Regions from separate parts of the Homo sapiens genome. Here region 2 is linked to region 1. Evidence: chromatin loops called from intact Hi-C (ENCODE). Cell type or tissue: chondrocyte. All regions are shown on one strand. Links, peaks and the distances in the headings refer to the core of each region. The heading gives the core; the rest is flanking DNA.

Region 1 (9,456 bases), core at 986-8,985:
GTTCACCCCATTTCCCCACATTTCCTTCTTCCCTGTTTCTCACCCTGATCACACTTATTCATGGCAGTTCCACCAGGCCTAATACCCACACACCAGCAAAGGCAGGATATGCTATAGTACAAGCCACTAGCCCGCCTCTTAGAACCTCTCATTTCCTTTCTATCATAGAAATCTATCCTCAAGGAAATAACTTCTCAGTGTTCCATCTGCTATTCTACTACTCCTCAAGGATTATTCAGGCCCCCTCCCTTCCCTACACAGCAAGCTCAAGGGTTTGCCCCCCCGCCCAGGACTGGCAAATTAGCTTTACTCCACATGCCCCGAGTCACAAAAACTAAAATACCTCTTAGTCGAAGTAGACACTTTCACTAGATAGGGAGAGGCCTTTCCTACAGGGTCTGAGAAGGCCACCACAGTCATTTCTTCCCTTCTGTCAGACATAATTCCTCAGTTTAGCCTTCCCACCTCTATACAGTCTGATAACAGACCAGCCTTTATTAGTCAAATCAGCCAAGCAGTTTTTCAAGCTCTTAGTATTCAGTGAAACCTTTATATCCCTTACAGTCCTCAGTCTTCAAGAAAAGTAGAACAGACTAAAGGTCTTTTAAAAACACACCTCACCAAGCTCAGCCACCACCTTAAAAAGGAATAGACAATACTTTTACCACTTTCCCTTCTCAGAATTCAGGCCTGTCCTCAGAATGCTACAAAGTACAGCCCATTTAAGCTCCCGTATAGATGCTCCTTTTTATTAGGCCCCAGTCTCATTCCAGACACCAGACCCACTTGGACTGTGCCCCAAAAAACTTGTCTTCCCTACTGTCTTCTGTCTAGTCATACTCCTATTCACCATTCTCAACTACTCATACATGCCCTGCTCTTGTTTACACTGCCAGTTTACACTGTTTCTCCAAGCCATCATAGCTGATATCTCCTGGTGCTATCCCCAAACCGCCACTCTTAACTCTTAAAGTAAATAAATAATCTTTGCTGGCAGGGCTATGCGGAACCTCCTTGGGCACTCTCTAATTAGATGTCCTGGGTCCTCCCAATTCTTAGACCTTTAATACCTGTTTTTCTCCTTCTCTTATTCCGTTTAGTTTTTCAGTTCATACAAAACCGTATCCAGGCCATCACCAATAATTCTACACGACAAATGTTTCTTCTAACAACCCCACAATATCACCCCTTACCACAAAATCTTCCTTCAGCTTAATCTCTCCCACTCTAGGTTCCCACACCGCCCCTAATCCCGCTCGAAGCAGCCCTGAGATACATTGCCCATTATCTCTCCATGCCACCCCCCAAAAATTGTCACCGTCCCAACACTTTACCACTATTTCGTTTTATTTTTCTCATTAATATAAGAAGACAGGAATGTCAGGCCTCTGAGCCCAAGCTAAGCCATCATATCCCCTGTGACCTGCACGTACACATCCAGATGGCCGGTTCCTGCCTTAACTGATGACATTCCACCACAAAAGAAGTGAAAATGGCCTGTTCCTGCCTTAACTGATGACATTGTCTAGTGAAATTCCTTCTCCTGGCTCATCCTGGCTCAAAAGCTCCCCCACTGAGTACCTTGTGACCCCCCACTCCTGCCCGCCAGAGAACAACCCCCTTTTTCCCTTTACCTACCCAAATCCTATAAAATGGCCCCACCCCTATCTCCCTTCACGGACTCTCTTTTCGGACTCAGCCCACCTGCACCCAGGTGATTAAAGGCTTTATTGCTCACACAAAGCCTGTTTGGTGGTCTCTTCACACGGACGCGCATAAAAGAAACCTTTGAAGTGACCAAAGTAATGGCAGGGGAGAGTATTCGGTCAATTCATGGTGCAGTATCTTATCTTTTTTTTTTTTTGAGACGGAGTCTCACTCTGTGTCTCCCAGGCTGGAGTGCAGTGACACCATCTCAGCTCACTGCAACCTCCACCTCCCAGATTCAAGTGATCCTCCTGCCTCAGCTTCCCAAGTAGCTGGGATTACAGGTCGGCACCACCACGCCTGGCCAATTTTTTTGTATTTTTAGTAGAGATGAGGTTTTGCCATGTTGGTTGGCCCGGCCCATGGTGCAATATCTAATAAATTACATTTAACTTCCATGGGTCATGTCTGATACAGCTTTTTGAGATTTTAAAGTTATTTAATGAGCTATTTAATTTTCTTAACAGAAAAACAATTGTATTGGGGAATTTTGAAAAGTTTTTTGCTTAAACACTGGATCCAAGACCCACCTGGGGAAAAATATAAATAGTGTTCTCTGGTTCTGAGTGAAGTCTGTAAATGTAGTCAGGGTGCAAGACAGCTCTGTTCTTCCCCACACCCGCCTTTTTTTTTTTTTTTTTTTTTTGGAGATGGAGTTTCACTCTTGTTGCCCAGATTGGAGTGCAGTGGCGTGATCTCGGCTCACTGCAACGTCTGCCTCCCGGGTTCAAGAGATTCTCCTGTCTCAGCCTCCCGAGTTGCTGGGATTAAAGGCACATGCCACCACGCCCGGCTAATTTTTGTATTTTTAGTAGAGACGGGGTTTCATCATATTGGTCAGGCTCGTCTTGAACTCCTGACCTCAGGTGATCCGCCCACCTCGGCCTCCCAAAGTGCTGGGATTACAGGCGTGAGCCACCGCGTCCGGCCGACAGCTCTGTTCTTTAAGGATCAAATGATATATGTGTGTGTATGTATGTATGTATATATATTTTTTCTTTTTTTTTTTTGAGACAGGGTCTCACTCTGTCACCCAGGCTGGAGTTCAGTGGTGCAAGCACAGCTCACTGCAGCCTCAACTTCCTGGGCTCAAGCAATCCTCCCAGCTCAGCCTTCTAAGTACTACAGGCTCAAACCGCCACATCCAGCTGATTTTGTTCATTTTTTGTAGAGACGGAGATCTCACTATGTTGCTCAGGCTGGTCTCCAACCCCTGGGCTCAAGTGATTCTCCCAAAATGCTGTGATTACAGGCATAAGCCACCACACCCAGCCTAAATTTGTATCTTTTAAACAACTTCGTGGGTTTTTTAAAACAACTTTGTGGTTTTGGATGGCAAATTCAAGAATACAAAGCCTCGGACCTGGGTGTCAGAGGCAGAGTAGCCCTTGCCTTTCGGTCACACTGACCCATGCACAGCATACCTCCAGAGATAGCCCATGCCCCCCAGGGGGCGGTGGGAAATGGTTTGAAACCTCTTCCCCTCCCCACCCTGCTCCATTCTGTAACTTCCTCCCAGGAAGGCAGGCCCCTCCCCACTCAAATCCCTGTCCAGGGTCCAGGGTCCAGAGAAGGGAGTGGCCCAGGCAGAGAACCCCAGTGAGTGCCCACCACATGCCAGGCACTGACTGCCACCCCTTCGACTCTAACCTAGCACCCAGCACATGGAGCTACACTCATCGCCTGTGCCTTTGTGCGGCATATGGTGAGTGCCTGCTGGGAGCTAGGTGCTGGAGAGGACTTTAAGTCAGACTTTGTCCACGACACCAAGGCTTGAAGACAGGTATAACCCCTGAGGCCACCTCCCCTCCTCACAGGTCGCATTGTAGCACTTTCTCACCCTAGTTGTCCACTTTGCCTCTGCTGCTCTGCCAGTCTGCAGGGGCAGAAGGATGCCCGTGCCCAGGAAGAATGCTGAAGCCAGGTGCATGGCCCCTGCAGTGGTGGAAGCTCCCCCAGTAGCGAGCGGCCATTTGACTAGGCTGAATCGAGTTGACTTCACAACCGAGGTCTGATCACTGACTACACCATCTCCTTGTTGGGAAAAACAAACAAACAAAAAAACCCCCACAAACCACTGCTATTTTAAATTGTGATCAAAATGAAGATACTAAAAGCCCTGGGGGCTGGGTTCTGAGAATCCCCCACGAGTCCCCCGAGGACCTTGCACCCAGGTCCTCCATGCAGCCCTGCAGTTGCAGCCTGGTCTGTTTCTGCTCCACCGGCCCCGCCCCACACCTGCCCGGGTCTCAGGCTTGCTGAAAGAATCCCTGGATCCGATTTCCACCTGGGTACTAGGTATAGACCCAGCTCTACCACCCCCTAGCCGTATGCTTGTTGGAGAGACATTTAACCTTTCTGGATTTCACTGTTTTCATCTATAAAATGAAGGAATTGAGAGGGAGGATCTCCACAATGCTGTCCCTGATCCATAGGCAACAGTGTTTTTCAAAGCCACCAGGGTTGAGAAGTGCTGGTCCATGGTTGCTTTTCCGAGCTCAGGATTGAAAGAGTCCTTTGGCTAAAGAGCTGAAGAAGAAAGAGGATGCTCTCACCCTATTCAGCTTTTGGTTCTTCCCAGTCTGCTACAAGACCAGGGAAAATGTGAGTTACTCCTCCAGCCACAACTACAGCAGGCAGGTGGAGGGTGGGGGATGACATGTGGCACAGCACTTTGCTGGACTTTAGTGTTTGGGGATAATGGACTCCTGAGATTTCTCCCACGCCATCCGGCTGGGATGACTATGGCTCCTTTCTCAGGGATGCCCCGCCTTTCCCTCCTGCTCACAGGGAAACTGCCGGCAGCTCCACACTGGCCTGGCTTTTGAATCTATGTGCCATATGATTTTTTTTTTCTTTCACGAAAGGCCCCTGCTTGCCAAAAAGGAGGTTTTTCAGACCACTGACCTATGTAAGGGGCAAGCTCCCTGGGTACTTCACTGCCAAGAACAAAAAACATCCATCCCCCTTATAAACTCCCCAGGGCAGTGCAGTCTAAGCCCCTGAGCATGGCATTCAAGGCCTTCGGCGATCTGGCCCCGCTCCCCCTTCTGTGGCAACTGCTACCACTCCATACTTGACTTTTCACATTCCAGCAACCAGAGCTGTTTGTAGTTCCGGGACACACCACGTGCCACATTCCTGTGTGTCCTTGCAGACGCTGTTCCCTCTGCCTAAGAGAACCTCTTCCTTCCACTTTGACCACCTAAGAGAACCTCTATGCATTCTTCAAAGCCCTAATAGTAGCTGCCCACGAACGCCTTCCTTGATCCCGCACATGTTAGTTACCCGGCCTCTGGGCTATTCTGTCCCCTCTGCTCATCACTAGATCCGAAATCGCTAATTTACAGGCAGCGCAGTGGGATGCTTTTGGATTCGGGACACCTGGGCCCAGACCCAGCCGCCCCACCCCGGCGCCCCGGGCTTGTGCACAGCAGGAGCCTCCGCCCCGCGGGTGTGGGTTGGACGAGGCCAAGGGCAGCGGCCGGCCAGGGGCCAGGCCAGAGTCCAGCACTGCCCTCGGAGGAAGCCGGGTGGGGGCGGCGCTCCTGAAGGCTCCAGCCCCGGGGAGGGAAGCCGGCCCCGCACCTCCCGCACTGGGCGCTCAGACCCCTGGTGCTTCCACGGCGTCTGAGGGTTTCTCAGCCACCGAAGGGTGTCTCCGCCGCACCCAACGGGTCCCCCGGTGGAGAGATTTGCCTTCACATCAGATTAAAGGGGGTTCCGTTTGGTGAAGGCGCCCAGGCTCATCCCCCACGTTTCCGCACTGGGTCTGAGATGGAAAGAAAGCGGGGGACCAGAGCCCTTCTTCCAAAGAACGGAAAGCGCCCCACCGCGACGCCCCGGCCCCGCCCAGGGGCCCTGCGAGGGCGGCCCGGAGACCCCGCGGCCGCTGGCGGGGCGCGGCTTTCCCAGGCTCCCGGCGCCACCTGGTGGCCCGTGGCGCGCACTGTAGTCCCCGCTCGGGAGGCCCCCTTGGCTCGGATCCCACTCCACGTGGGCGGCGGTAAGACCGGAGTTCCTGAACAAAGGTGAATGTCGTTCCAGGAACCTGCCGCGTGGGGACAGAACTGAGGCGTGGGACCGGGCAGACCTACGTGGATTCAGCTCCTACCCCAAAGCCCGCCCGCCTGTGAAGCAGGGGCCTCGGTTTGAGCTCTCCAGGCGCACCTGCTTCCCCTGAGGGAATTAACTCAAGAACTCACCCATCACTTCTCTTTAAAACCATTCCCTTTTTTCACTGAAGTTAATTCGTAAAATTAGCCATATCCAATGCAACTATTATTTTTTCCCCAATACGTGCTAAAATAAAATATATAGGTATTAAAGGAGGAAAGACAGTTTTCTTCACTCTGGGTAACACCAGTCCATGGGATCAAGTTCAGAACCTAAGCCTGTCCTGAGGCCTGCCCGGTGGCTCGTCCCTGCTTCTTCTGTCTCCTTCCGATTCAGCCACAGCGAACCCTCACCTGTCCTCTCCTGGAATATGGCAGCGTCACGGTGCCAAAGATCCCAGAGGGTTGTCCTCTTTTCTCAGGTTGTACTGCTTACCTAAGAGAGATCTGAATTTGGGGAAATGAATTAGTCTCTAAAGTTTCATGCCCTTTAAAAACAAAACCTTGACAGAGACAAAGGCAAGTAACTGTTTATTAAAATCGGAATGAGCTTTGAGCTCCTGGACTCATACAACAGGCATCTGTTTCTTCTTGATTTTATGAGGCTCCTCTAGCAGTTCTGTTCCTCACCACCGAGAAGCACACAGGTTGTTTAGCCACTGATCTCGAGTGAACGTGTTGGAACCATGCATACTTCACTACCTGACGCTAACACTGTTTCCAGAGCTCTAGAAGCCAAAACAGCGCCTGGGTACAACATGGATTCTTGCCATTGTGTTTCTGGGCTCTTTCAGCATAGCTGTCTGAGCTACACGGTTCTGGCCAAACTGATTTACAAACACAACACAGCATTGCAAATCAGTCACAGTGCAAGTCTATTCAGGGAAATTTCATGGATAATTCTAATCTAGGGACAGTGTTGGGGGTTGTTAGCAGAGAGCTCCCTTAGTCTGACCAGTCATGACGCTGCTTGGGGAAAAAGCTTCCCCGGCCCTGCAGCAGCGGCCGTCCTGGACAGACTGAAATGAAAGGCTTCAGAAGAGATGGAACAAGGTTTTTTTTTTTTTTTTTTTTTGAGACAGAGACTCGCTCTGTCGCCAGGCTGGAGTACGGTGGCATGATGTCGGCTCACTGCAACCTCCGCCTCCCAGGTTCAAGCCATTCTCCTGCCTCAGCCTCCCAAGTAGCTGGGACTACAGGCACCTGCCACCACGCCCAATTTTTGTATTTTTAGTAGACGGGGTTTCACCATGTTGACCAGGATGGTCTCGATCTCCCGACCTCGTGATCCGCCTGCCTCGGCCTCCCAAAGTGCTGGGACTCCAGGCGTGAGCCACCGCGCCTGGCCCGGAACAGGGCTTTTTCTGGCTCTGTAAGTCTCCCATTCATCCACACCCCCTAGATCAAAATAACCCCATTGTTGTTAGTGATTAAAAAGTAATTCAGGCCGGGTGCGGTGGCTCACGCCTGTAACCCCAGCACTTTGGGAGGCCAAAGCGGATGGATCACGAGGTCAGGAGATCGGGACCATCCTGGCTCACACGATGAAACCCCCGTCTCTACTAAAAATACAAAAAATTAGACGGGCGTGGTGGCGGGCGCCTGTAGTCCCAGCTACTTGGGAGGCTGAGGCAGGAGAATGGCGTCAAGCCAGCAGGCAGCGCTTGCAGTGAGCAGAGATAGTGCCACTGTACTCCAGCCTGGGCGACAGAGCGAGACTCCGTCTCAAAAAAAACACAAACAAACAAACAAAAAAAAGCAATTCGAAGCCTGGCGCGGTGGCTCACGCCTGTAATGCCAGCACTTTGGGAGGCCGAGGCAGGTGAATCACCTGAGGTCAGGGGTTCAAGACCAGCTTGACCAGCATGGTGAAACCCCATCTCTACTAAAAATACAAAAATGAGCCGGGCGTGGTGGCACATGCCTGTAAGCCCAGCTACTCAGGAGGCTGAGACAGGAGAATTGCTTGAACCTGGGAGGTTGCAGTGAGCCGAGATTGCGCCACTCCACTCCAGCCTGGGTGACAGAGCAAGACTCCATCTCAAAAAAAAAAAAAAGTAAAATAAAATAATAAAAAGTAATTGTGGTTTTAAAAATTCTGGCAATATGCAAGTTTATGAGAAGAAATGAGAAGTTCCTGTAACCCCACCCCCAGCCACCATAATTCAAGTGCTTCTGGAAGAGGCTTGCCCTGAACCTCAGGCAGACTTCTTAGTATGGGTCTCAAACCAGGCCAGCCTGGGCAGAGCTGGGCAAACAGGCCCCTCCCCAGGAAGCAAGGCCATGGAGAGTGGACGGCAAGAAAGCCAGTCAGGGATTCATGAACTCTTATTCACAACCCTTGGTCTCTGGAAAAGAGAATGATCAATTCCAATAGAGTTGGTTGTTAAGGTAAATGATCAATGGGTTGGGGACCCAGAATATGGCTTTAGGAAAAGAGACTAGTGAAACTCAAATTGCTGTTACTGTCCCAGTCATTGTCCAGGGACATTTTCTCCATCAGGTTTACAGTCTAAGCAACTACTTCAAATTTTGCTAACCTTAGTGCCCATTCCACACGATTCATTGGATCCTAAATAATGAAATCCGTGAAGGACCTTGTTTCCTAATCCTGGGTCCCCACGGGTTCTGGCCCCGCTGACTGTAAGGAAACCTCAGTTTCCCAGCTATCCCTCCCCTCTCCCCAGACTCAGCTGTGTTACTACCAGGATAACACAGGGCTCTGCAAACTCAGACACCTGCGGGTGGTGGGAGGGGGGCTGGCGCACGCAGGTGGGGCTGTGGGAATTGGAGACTGGAGGACAGAGACTCCAAGGGGCATTCATTTCCCTGTAGGACTGATCTGTTGCCAGATCTTGTGACTTTGAGAAACCAGAAATCTGGATTTATGTGAAACCTTCTGATTTTTAAATGTTGGCAATTAATTCACATTTTAATATATACAGGGGAGTTCAAAGGAAACATGCCTAGGGGGAACCTGTTTGCTTCCTCTCGTCTGCTGGGCAGAGCACTGTCTTATCTCATTATTCACCCCATGTACAGGAAACACTTAATACATGCTGGCTACTGTTATTATCCCAAACCCCAGCGGCCTTCATGGAGCATGGGCTTGTATCTATTTCTTGCCAGGAAATACAGTGTAACCTCAACTCTGGTAACACTGAAAGTCCGAGGCCCACCTCCATCAATGGCTGCAGTGTGGCGTTTTCTCTAAACTGTCAGTGACCAGAGTACCCACGTTCGTGTAACTCCCTGGAGAGGCAGTGGGGCGGCATCTGCACCTGTCTGCACTCCTTACTCCTCTGCTCTTTTGCTGCACATTCTCACTCTCCTCACCCCTCCCCATCCCCCTCACCTGCAGCCCCCAGCTGGGAGTGGGGCCCACTTGCCCTTCCACGTCTTCTTGTTCTAGTGCTTGAATAACTGGCTGTGGCATTAATTCCCCATTTTATCAATTGGCTCGATATGCAAAAGGCCTATAAAGGAACACTTTGGTTAGCCAAGTCGGAAATTGTTCTTCCTAGATCTAATGCAAATATATATATATATATATATATATATATATATATATATATAAATGACAAAAGGATCCCTCCTCTAACCTGTGCACTTTGCTTAGTGGTAAAAGTAAACA
Region 2 (9,456 bases), core at 431-8,430, 370 kb before region 1:
CGGGCAGAAACTGGAAGCATTCCCTTTGAAAACTGGCACAAAACAGGGATGTCCTCTCTCACCACTCTTACTCAACATAGTGTTGGAAGTTCTGGCCAGGGCAATCAGGCAAGAGAAAGAAAGGGAATTCAATTAGGAAAAGAGAAAGTCAAATTTTCCCTATTTGCAGATGACATGATTGTATATTTAGAAAACCCCATTGTCTCAGCCCAAAATCTCCTTAAGCTGATAAGCAACATCAGCAAAGTCTCAGGATACAAAATCAATGTGCAAAAATCACAAGCATTCCTATACACCAATAACAGACAAACAGAGAGCCAAATCATGAGTGAACTCCCATTCACAATTGCTTCAAAGAGAATAAAATACCTAGGAATCCAAATTACAAGGGATGTGAAGGACCTCTTCAAGGAGAACTACCAACCACTGCTCAACAAAATAAAAGAGGACACAAACAAATGGAAGAACATTCCATGCTCATGGATAGGAAGAATCAATAGCATGAAAATGGCCATACTGCCCAAGGTAATTTATAGATTCAATGCCATCCCCATCAAGCTGCCAATGACTTTCTTCACAGAATTGGAAAAAACTACTTGAAAGTTCATATGGAAACAAAAAAGAGCCCACATTGCCAAGTCAATCCTAAGCAAAAAGAGCAAACCTGGAGGCATCACGCTACCTGACTTCAAACTATACTACAAGCCTACAGTAACCAAAACAGCATGGTACTGGTACCAAAACAGAGATATAGACCAATGGAACAGAACAGAGCCCTCAGAAATAATACCACACATCTATAACCATCTGATCTTTGACAAACCTGACAAAAACAAGAAATGGGGAAAGGATTCCCTATTTAATAAATGGTGCTGGGAAAACTGGCTAGCCATATTAGAAAGCTGGAACTGGATCCCTTCCTTATACCTTATACAAAAATTAATTCAAGATGGATTAAAGACTTAAATGTTAGTCCTAAAACCATAAAAACCCTAGAAGAAAACCTAGGCAATACCATTCAGGACATAGGCATGGGCAAGGACTTCATGTCTAAAACACCAAAAGCAATGACAACAAAAGCCAAAGTTGACAAATGTGATCTAATTAAACTAAAGAGCTTCTGCACAGCAAAAGAAACTACCATCAGAGTGAACAGGCAACCTACAGAATGGGAGAAAATTTTTGCAATCTACCCATCTGACAAAGGGCTAATATCCAGAATCTGTGAAGAACTTAAACAAATTTACAAGAAAAAATCAAACAACCCCATCAAAAAGTGGGCAAAGGATATGAATAGACACTTCTCAAAAGAAGACATTTATGTAGCCAACAGACATATGAAAAAATGCTCATCATCACTGGCCGTCAGGGAAATGCAAATCAAAACCACAATGAGATACCATCTCACACCAGTTAGAATGGCAATCATTAAAAAGTCAGGAAACAGCAGGTGCTGGAGAGGATGTGGAGAAATAGGAACACTTTTAAACTGTCGGTGGGACTGTAAACTAGTTCAACCATTGTGGAAGATAGTGTGGCGATTCCTCAAGGATCTAGAACTAGAAATATCATTTGACCCAGTCATCCCATTACTGGGTATATACCCAAAGGATTATAAATCATGCTGCTATAAAGACACATGCACACGTATGTTTATTGTGGCACTATTCACAGTAGCAAAGACTTAGAACCAACCCAAATGTCCATCAGTGATAGACTGGATGAAGAAAATGTGGCACATATACACCGTGGAATACTATGCAGCTATAAAAAAGGATGAGTTCATGTCCTTTGTAGGGACGTGGATGAAGCTGGAAACCATCATTCTGAGCAAACTGTCGCGAGGACAGAAAAGCAAACACCACATATTCTCACTCATAGGTGGGAATTGAACAATGGGAACACTTGGACACAGGATGGGGAACATCACACACTGGGGCCTATTGTGGGGTGGCGGGAGTGGGGAGGGATAGCATTAGGAGATATACCTAATGTAAATGACGAGTTAATGGGTGCAGCACACCAACATGGCACAAGTATACATGTGTAACAAACTTGCATGTTGTGCACATGTACCTTAGAACTTAAAGTATAACAATAATAAAAGAAAAGACAAATATTTAGGTTGATGGATATACCAGTTACACTGATTAGAAGGTATTAAATTATCACATGTACTCTGAAAATATTTATATCTATTATATATCAATAAAAATAAATAAATGTTTTATAAACCTGACAATGACAGGCATTGACAAGGCTTTGGAGAAATTGGAGCCCTTGTGTATTGTTGGTAAGATTGTAAAATGGTGTGGCTACTATGGAAAACAGTATGGAAGTTCCTAAAAAAATAAAAAATAGAACTGCCATATGACCCAGCAATCCCACCTCTGGGTTATATGCAAAAGATTTGAAAGCAAAGTCTCAAAGAGACATTTGCACACCTATGTTCATAGCAGCACTATTCACAATAGGCAAAAGGTGGAAGTACCCTAAAATGCCCATCATCAGATGAATGGTTAAAACAAATGTGGTATATACATAAAATGGAATCGTGTTCTGGCTTAAAAAGGAAAGAAATCCTGTCACATACTACAACATGGATGGACCTTGAGGACGTGATGCTAAGTGAAATAAGCCACCACAAAAAGACAGATACTGTATGATTCCACTTATTTGAGACATCTAAAGTAGTCAGATTCATAGAACGAAAAATGGTGGTTGCCAAGGGCTCGGGAAATGGGGGAAATATTAAGAAAATTTAGGACAATTGCCTCTTAATCCTACTGTTCTAACATAATTGTTTTTAGCTCATCATTTAGAACTTTTACCCAATGTGTATATAATTTTAAGCAGTTGTAATTATAATACATATATAATTTGGGGATCTACTTTTTTAACCTCATGTTATTTCATAAAAGGGGGAGTTGTCATTTAATTGGTATGTAGTTAATAGTTTAGCAAGATAAAAACATCCTGGAGGTCTGTTTCACAACAATATGAATATACTCAACAGTACTGAACTATACATTTTAAAATAGTTAAGATGTTAAATTTTACATTATGTGGTTTGTAATCACAATTTTTTTAAAAAGCACACTACAAACAAAAGAACTTGGCCTGCATCATCCTCATTGCACAGCTGGGAACCCACAGACACTTTACCCAACTCTTATATTCTCTCTATAGGACTTTCTGCCTTATTTTTCTTAAAATGATTTCTCCCTTAGAACATGTTGGTTCTTTTTTTTTCTTTTTAAAAATAGTTTATAAAATAGACACAGAAATTTATACAACTCATCAATGAATTCTCGCATAGTTCAATGAATTTTCACGAAGTTAACACACCTATGTAAACATCAACCATATCAAGAAACAGAATATTACTATTAATCCAGAAGCTTCCATGTGCTTCTTCCCAATTACAGTACTCCCCCTGATCCCTGACCCCACTAATCCCACAAATAGTGGCCCATAAGAGCCACTATTCTGGCTTCTAATACAATAGATTAGTTTTGCCAGAACAACTTGGTTCTGGTTATCATTTTTTGGTCACTCTTGTGGCAACATCAGTGTAACCGTTAGATGAAGCAAGGGTCAGCAAACTAGTCTATGGTCGAAATCCAGCCTGCTGCCTGTTTTTGTGAATAAAGTTTATTGGAACACAGACACACTCATTTGTTGACATACTGTCTATGGTCACTTTTGAGCTATAGTCACAGTGTTGAGTAGTTGCAACAAAGACTGCTGCAGCTGGCCCACAGAGACTAAAATACTATCTGGCCCATTACAGAAAAAGGTTTCCAACCCCTGAGATTGAATTTTGTTTCTAGATTGATCAGCTGTCCTGGAACTCCCCAGGGAAAGATGTTAGCATTCCTCTGTGTAAACCAAGTATAAGGAAGATCACTAATCCCACTGGTAGTTAACTATTGTTCTGGTGACTTTAGTCTACAAATTGAGGCCAAAGTTTGAAGCAACAGTAGTTGGGGAGCCTAAGCTAATGAGACTGCCCTCATTAGCTGCCCTTACCTAGTGAAGAGGGCAGTGCCTACCTATCTTATCTTCTGGTATCACTTGCTATTCCGTAGAGCCAGTTCTCCATCCTCCTCCTAAGCTCCTTATTGTATCCTGGAGAGTGGACAGAAATGAAGAGCACCTGATCCACAATGACATCATTCTATTTTTATGAGCTTCAACCACGAAGTCTTTGAGGGGAATATGGCCAGAGAGTATTAGGGTTGGATTCGAGGGTGCATACCAGTGGCAGTACTGCTTACAAATCAGCCAATATTGCATTCCTTTGCAGGAACTCTGTCACACTGTTTCTGAAGAAGTATAACTGTGCTTCTTTGCCAGCAGCTGCACAGACATATTTTCCACATTACTCAAGCTTCTGCTGGTGGCCACCTGGATGTGACAGACAGAGTCAAGCCTAAACTGAATTAAAAGTTGTCAGCCATCTTAATTCATTTCCAGGAAGTTAAAAATTATCCACAATATATTTCCTGATAATATGAAAAACCAAGGATTTTTTTGCCCTATTTTGAATATTTCCATTTAGAACATAAATAGATGAGCAGTGCTGATAGTGTTCCCTTAAAGTCGTTTGTATGTGGCTGCCTATTTTGTCCTATTTATGTTAACAATGAACTTGGTGAAGCTAATGAGAAGGTTATTTTAGGGCCTTGGAAACCGCAGTAAAGGAAAATGACAGTTCCCATAGAACCGTACGTAGTGTGACTGAAATAGAAAGGTGGTGACTGGCCTCTCTCTGTAGAAGCAGGAAAGGCAGGCAGGAGAGGGTTGATGATACCACTTTGAAGCATTTGATTTGCTTATTAGTATGTCCAGTCTCTTTCTGTGCAAGTTTTCTGACTGCTGCAGAGACACAGAACAAAAAATTCCATTTCAAAATGACTCAAAGAGATAAAGGCTTCTGCTAGGTCCCTTCTGCATCCCCTCTGTAACACTTCAGTGTGATGGGCTTTATACCTGTCAGGGGACCACTGCAGGGAGAAGGAACACATTATGGGGGTGACCATCTTATCACACGTAAGCAAGGGCACACAGAGCAATAACTGAGGCTACCCGGAGGGTGGTAAAGGAAGAATACTTTTGTTCTGAGGAACCATGTTGAGTGGCAGGACGTTACAGTGAGAGCCATCCAGCGCAATTTCTGTAGGGATCACAGACGTGCCAGTCTGCAGCACCCTGGGTGAGGCTTCAGGTTTGATATTTAATGTCTCTGATGAATATGGGTCAAGGTAAATAGATTGTTTAAAAGCTCTACTTTCAAACACTGAGACCCCAGAGGAAGCAGTGACCTGGCTCTTCGGCAAGTGCCTCTGTGAACCACCATCTTTTCTTATCTAGGAGAGTCCTAAATCTTTGAAAGAGCCAGTGTTCTCCCATCACAGAGTATTCTATATGCAGATTATTATACAGCAGGAGCACTGTTTACTGATCTTATCTCACTTTATTTTAATGCAACTGGGAGGAAGTACTGGTTGTTCTCCCATGCTGGCCAACTCTCTGGCACATTTCTTTTGGTCTCTGTGTGTCTCAGGCTCTCCTGTCACTCCCATTTCCCATTTCTCACATATTGTCTCAGCTGTTGGTGAGAACTGAAGTCAGGAAACACTCTCACAATCTGAAAGTAAGAAATTATGCATCACAAATAATAGTCTTGCTGCAGGATGGTTGACATTTCATTTTTGTGATTAAAATGTATATGGCATCTGGGACCGGATGTGGTGGCTCACACCTGTAATCCCAACACTTTGGGAGGCCAAGGTGGAAGGATCTCTTGAGCCCAGGAATTTGAGACCAGCCTGAGCAACAGTCAGACCCCATCTCTACAAAAAATTTAAAAGTTAACCAGGCGTGGTTGTGCGTGCTTGTAGTCCTAGCTACTTGGGAGGCTGAGATGGGAGGATCACTTGAGCCCAGGAGGTCAAGGCTGCACTGAGCTGTGATTGCACCACTGCACTCCAGGCTGGGCACAGAGTAAGCCCCTGTCTCAAAAAACAAAAACAAAAACAAAAAAACTATAGATCCAGGCCCTCATTTCTTTCAATAAGATTGCCCAGATTAATGATTTTTAATTCCACATTTCCTTTTTGTAATTTATTTTCAATTTTACTATAGCTCAAATTTATTTTAAAAGCAAGTTAATTCAGAGAAATGAAAGATACATTTGGCAATTTTTGAGTTAACATAATTATATTTTATAATTTCCTAAAAAACATCTCCAGTGTGTCATATCTCAGTTATTTAGCAAATGTAATGAGTCTTTTAAATGGAATAACAAAAGCAGCTGCTATTTTTACTTTAAAATATCCTGTAATTAACTATCTACCTATGGAAAGTTATCTATGTCAAGCAAAAGAATGAGTCTCACTATACTTTACTTTGTGAATACCTTACCATTGAGAAAATGTTCTATGTGAAAAAAATATATAGAGAGAGTAGCTAAAAGTTTTATGCTTATAAATTTAGGTTATTTGTTTATAAGTTGGCTTTGCTTGTTTAAAATTTTATGCAGTGCTCTTAGAAACATACTTTTAATTTCATAGTTTTTAAGAGTTTTCTTTTATTAGACAATGAATTTTCTCACTGATGTGTGGAAATTTCCAACTTTGAGAGCTCAGGTATTTGCGTAATTGATGTGCAAAAATAACTTTAAATTGCTTTTTATTACATGGAAACTTAGAATAAATTTTCATAATTCATATTAATCATATTATATATGTCATACATAAATGGTTTAATTCAATTTCTTAGTTGTGATGTTGAGTGTGATTCAGAATGAATTCTGAATATTTAAGGATGGTTAGCGTGCATATTCCTTCTTTCCCTCAGCAATATTGAATTTAATAAGTGAATAATTGAGAAGTTGCTTCATTGGGCTGTAGTTAAACAGATCGCTACATCCCTCTTACTGCCACTGGCATAAAGCAGTTAACTCTGAATCACCAACCTAGGAAAGAAAAAAAATTTTCCTCCAAGAAAAATTTGTCATTAATACACCTGTTTAGAAAGTCAGTTAAACAAGATGAAGACAGGGCAGATTTCTCCACGCTATATTATTTTATCATTCCTGACCTGCCTTACCAGCAGCTTGATACTGAATTTTTTACTCATGGTCAGAGCAGTAATTCCTCCAATTCCCCTGTTAACACAGATACTCTTGCAGTTCAGGAAATTAAATCATACACTGAAGGTGTTTGTTGTCTCATAATCATAATTATGATGATTGACCAAGCTGTGGGGTCTCAGAAGCTCTCACACATTACTGGGAACTATGGAGTTGCCAGCATTGATTGGAGAAGCTGCTGAAAGCCAAATTCCAGACACTGGTGCTGCTTCTCTGTTTTGTTTCTGTCCCACAAACCCATATATTCTCATAGAGCATTTAATGTTCCTATTGCTCATCATTTCATCATATAACTGCATGGTTTATATTTCTTATAATTTAAAGTATGCAGTTTAATTAATTATGTATTTCTGATCTGTCTTAATGAAGGGTAACTCCAATCAGCATTATTTTTACAATGTAGTTACACTGATTGTAAGCCACACTGAGGTTTTAATTTCAACTTGATACTTCATAATTGAGAAGAAAGTATGAATCAGAAAAGCAGAGATGATTTTCAGGGGGTTCATATTGACTTTGTGTTCGGGAGGCAGTGTAGTGTAATGGGTGAGAGCGTGGGCTTTAGAGTTTAGCAGACTTAGGCTAGGTCTTGACTCTGTTCTTTCTGGCTGGGTGACCTTGGGGAAATTCTTTATTTCCTCTGACATTGAATTTCTTTCTCTGCAAATTGGAATAATAAAATCTATCTGAGAGATACTGCTAGGATTAAATGGGGGAAAAATCCAAGTAAAGCATTTGACATAGTGCGTAGCCCATAATAAACACGTAATATGTGTTATTCTTGTCATTTTTAATGCTACTATTATTGGTATAATTTATGTAATTATCTGATTTCTTTTCTCCTAATTCCTGAGTGGGAAATAGTTGGAAAAGGCTTGAAAATAGGTATATTAGCAAACCCTGACTATTGCCTTCTAATATTACATAGGCTAGAGTTGAATTTAGATGCTTGACATGTTTGGTTTCTGAACCAGATTGCAGTCACGTCACTACAGATTCATTTTCTCTTTAAATTGTAAAAATTAAAACAGTAGTACAGACTCATGTTTAAAACGGCAATCTGATCCAAGATTTTGTAGTCTGTAGAACTGATAATGTTTAATGTTCTCCATAAATTCATGGCGCTTAATAGGAAAGTACACAGAATTTTTAGAGCTTAAACAGACTTTAGAGATACTACTCTAATTCAAACCTTTCATCAAATGAGGAAATTCTGTAGGCAATTTGAATGAAGAATTCAGCTAAGATTCTTTAATCTTTGTGTAAGAAGTAGATACAGCTTTGCAAAAGAAAGAGCTACCTAATAATGATTAAATTGTTATCATTGCTTCAAATTTTCAACTTATTGTTATGAATGACTATAAAATAAATTTTAGAGCTGCCATCAATGTATATACTATTCTGTGTATTTTCTCTTAATATTATTTTCCTTTATTATTTTATTTTTTATATTTATTTATTTATTTATTTATTGAGATGGAGTTTCACTCCTGTTGCCCAGGCTGGAGTGCAATGGCACGATCGCAGCTCACCGCAACCTCCGCCTCCCGGGTTCAAGCAATTCTCCTGCCTCAGCCTCCTGAGTAGCTGGGATTACAGGCATGTACCACCACACCCGGCTAATTTTGTAGTTTTAGTAGAGATGGGGTTTCTCCATGTTGGTCAGGCCGGTCTCGAGCTCCTGACCTCAGGTGATCTGCCCTCCCTGGCCTCCCAAAGTGCCGGTATTGTAGGCATGAGCCATCATGCCCCGCTTATTATCTTTTATTTTTAAATTGCTACATAAGGTTACCCTGTTTGAACTGCATGGTTTGCTTGCTCATTCCCATGTTGTTGGGCATTTGAGTTTTCCCCACTTTTTCCTAATATAAATAGAACTGCTATACACACATTTTTTTTTTAAGTAGAGACAGGGTCTTGCTTTGTTGTCCAGGCTCATCTTGAATTCCTAGCCTCAAGTGGTCCTCCTGCCTGGGCCTTCCAATGTTGGGATTACAGGCATGAGCCACCTCGCCTGGCCGCTATGCACATCTTTTATTAGGTTACTCCCCTGTACTTCCCCCACCCCACTTAATTCCTAGAGGAATATTCCCACAAATTAATCAAGATATAGTAGTATTACAGTACATTCTAGTTACTGGTAATTGGGCTCAAACACACTTCACAAGTAGCTTGATATTGTAAACTCAAATACTAGAGATTTCACTAAATATAAGTCTTCTTAGATGGCTGCTTTTTGTTAGGCAGAAAATCTTTTACCTGCATGGAATGAGTTACAAAGAGAGTTTTTTTTTTTT

Evidence for each region. A loop is a pair of places that touch in the nucleus more often than their neighbours do. Peaks named below come from ENCODE experiments on the same cell type or tissue, not always from the same donor. Only the 100,000 strongest peaks of a DNase experiment are listed, where the experiment ranks them.
Region 2: it touches region 1 in a loop (1.9-fold over the local background); 3 of 110 quality-filtered maps call a loop at or near these places.

What each region holds. Positions count from the first base shown.
Region 1 is chr2:170,969,781-170,979,236 of GRCh38, reverse strand. It overlaps LOC124906091 (a long non-coding RNA gene), which reads right to left. Exons shown (of 3, transcript XR_007087293.1): 2 at 9,178-9,298; 3 at 5,716-6,269. Among named protein-coding and RNA genes, the nearest start is that of GORASP2, 45 kb to the right of the region's middle. RefSeq lists an enhancer at 1,196-1,752 and silencers at 5,062-5,311, 5,452-5,761. In chondrocyte, for the core only: CTCF peaks have their summits at 5,442 and 5,643 (motif pointing left); DNase peaks (open chromatin) are centred at 5,190 and 5,702.
Region 2 is chr2:171,342,616-171,352,071 of GRCh38, reverse strand. All of the region lies in intron 3 of METTL8 (methyltransferase 8, tRNA N3-cytidine), which reads left to right. Among named protein-coding and RNA genes, the nearest start is that of METTL8, 87 kb to the left of the region's middle. RefSeq lists an enhancer at 4,776-4,825. In chondrocyte, for the core only: a CTCF peak has its summit at 4,776; no DNase peak of the experiment used is centred there.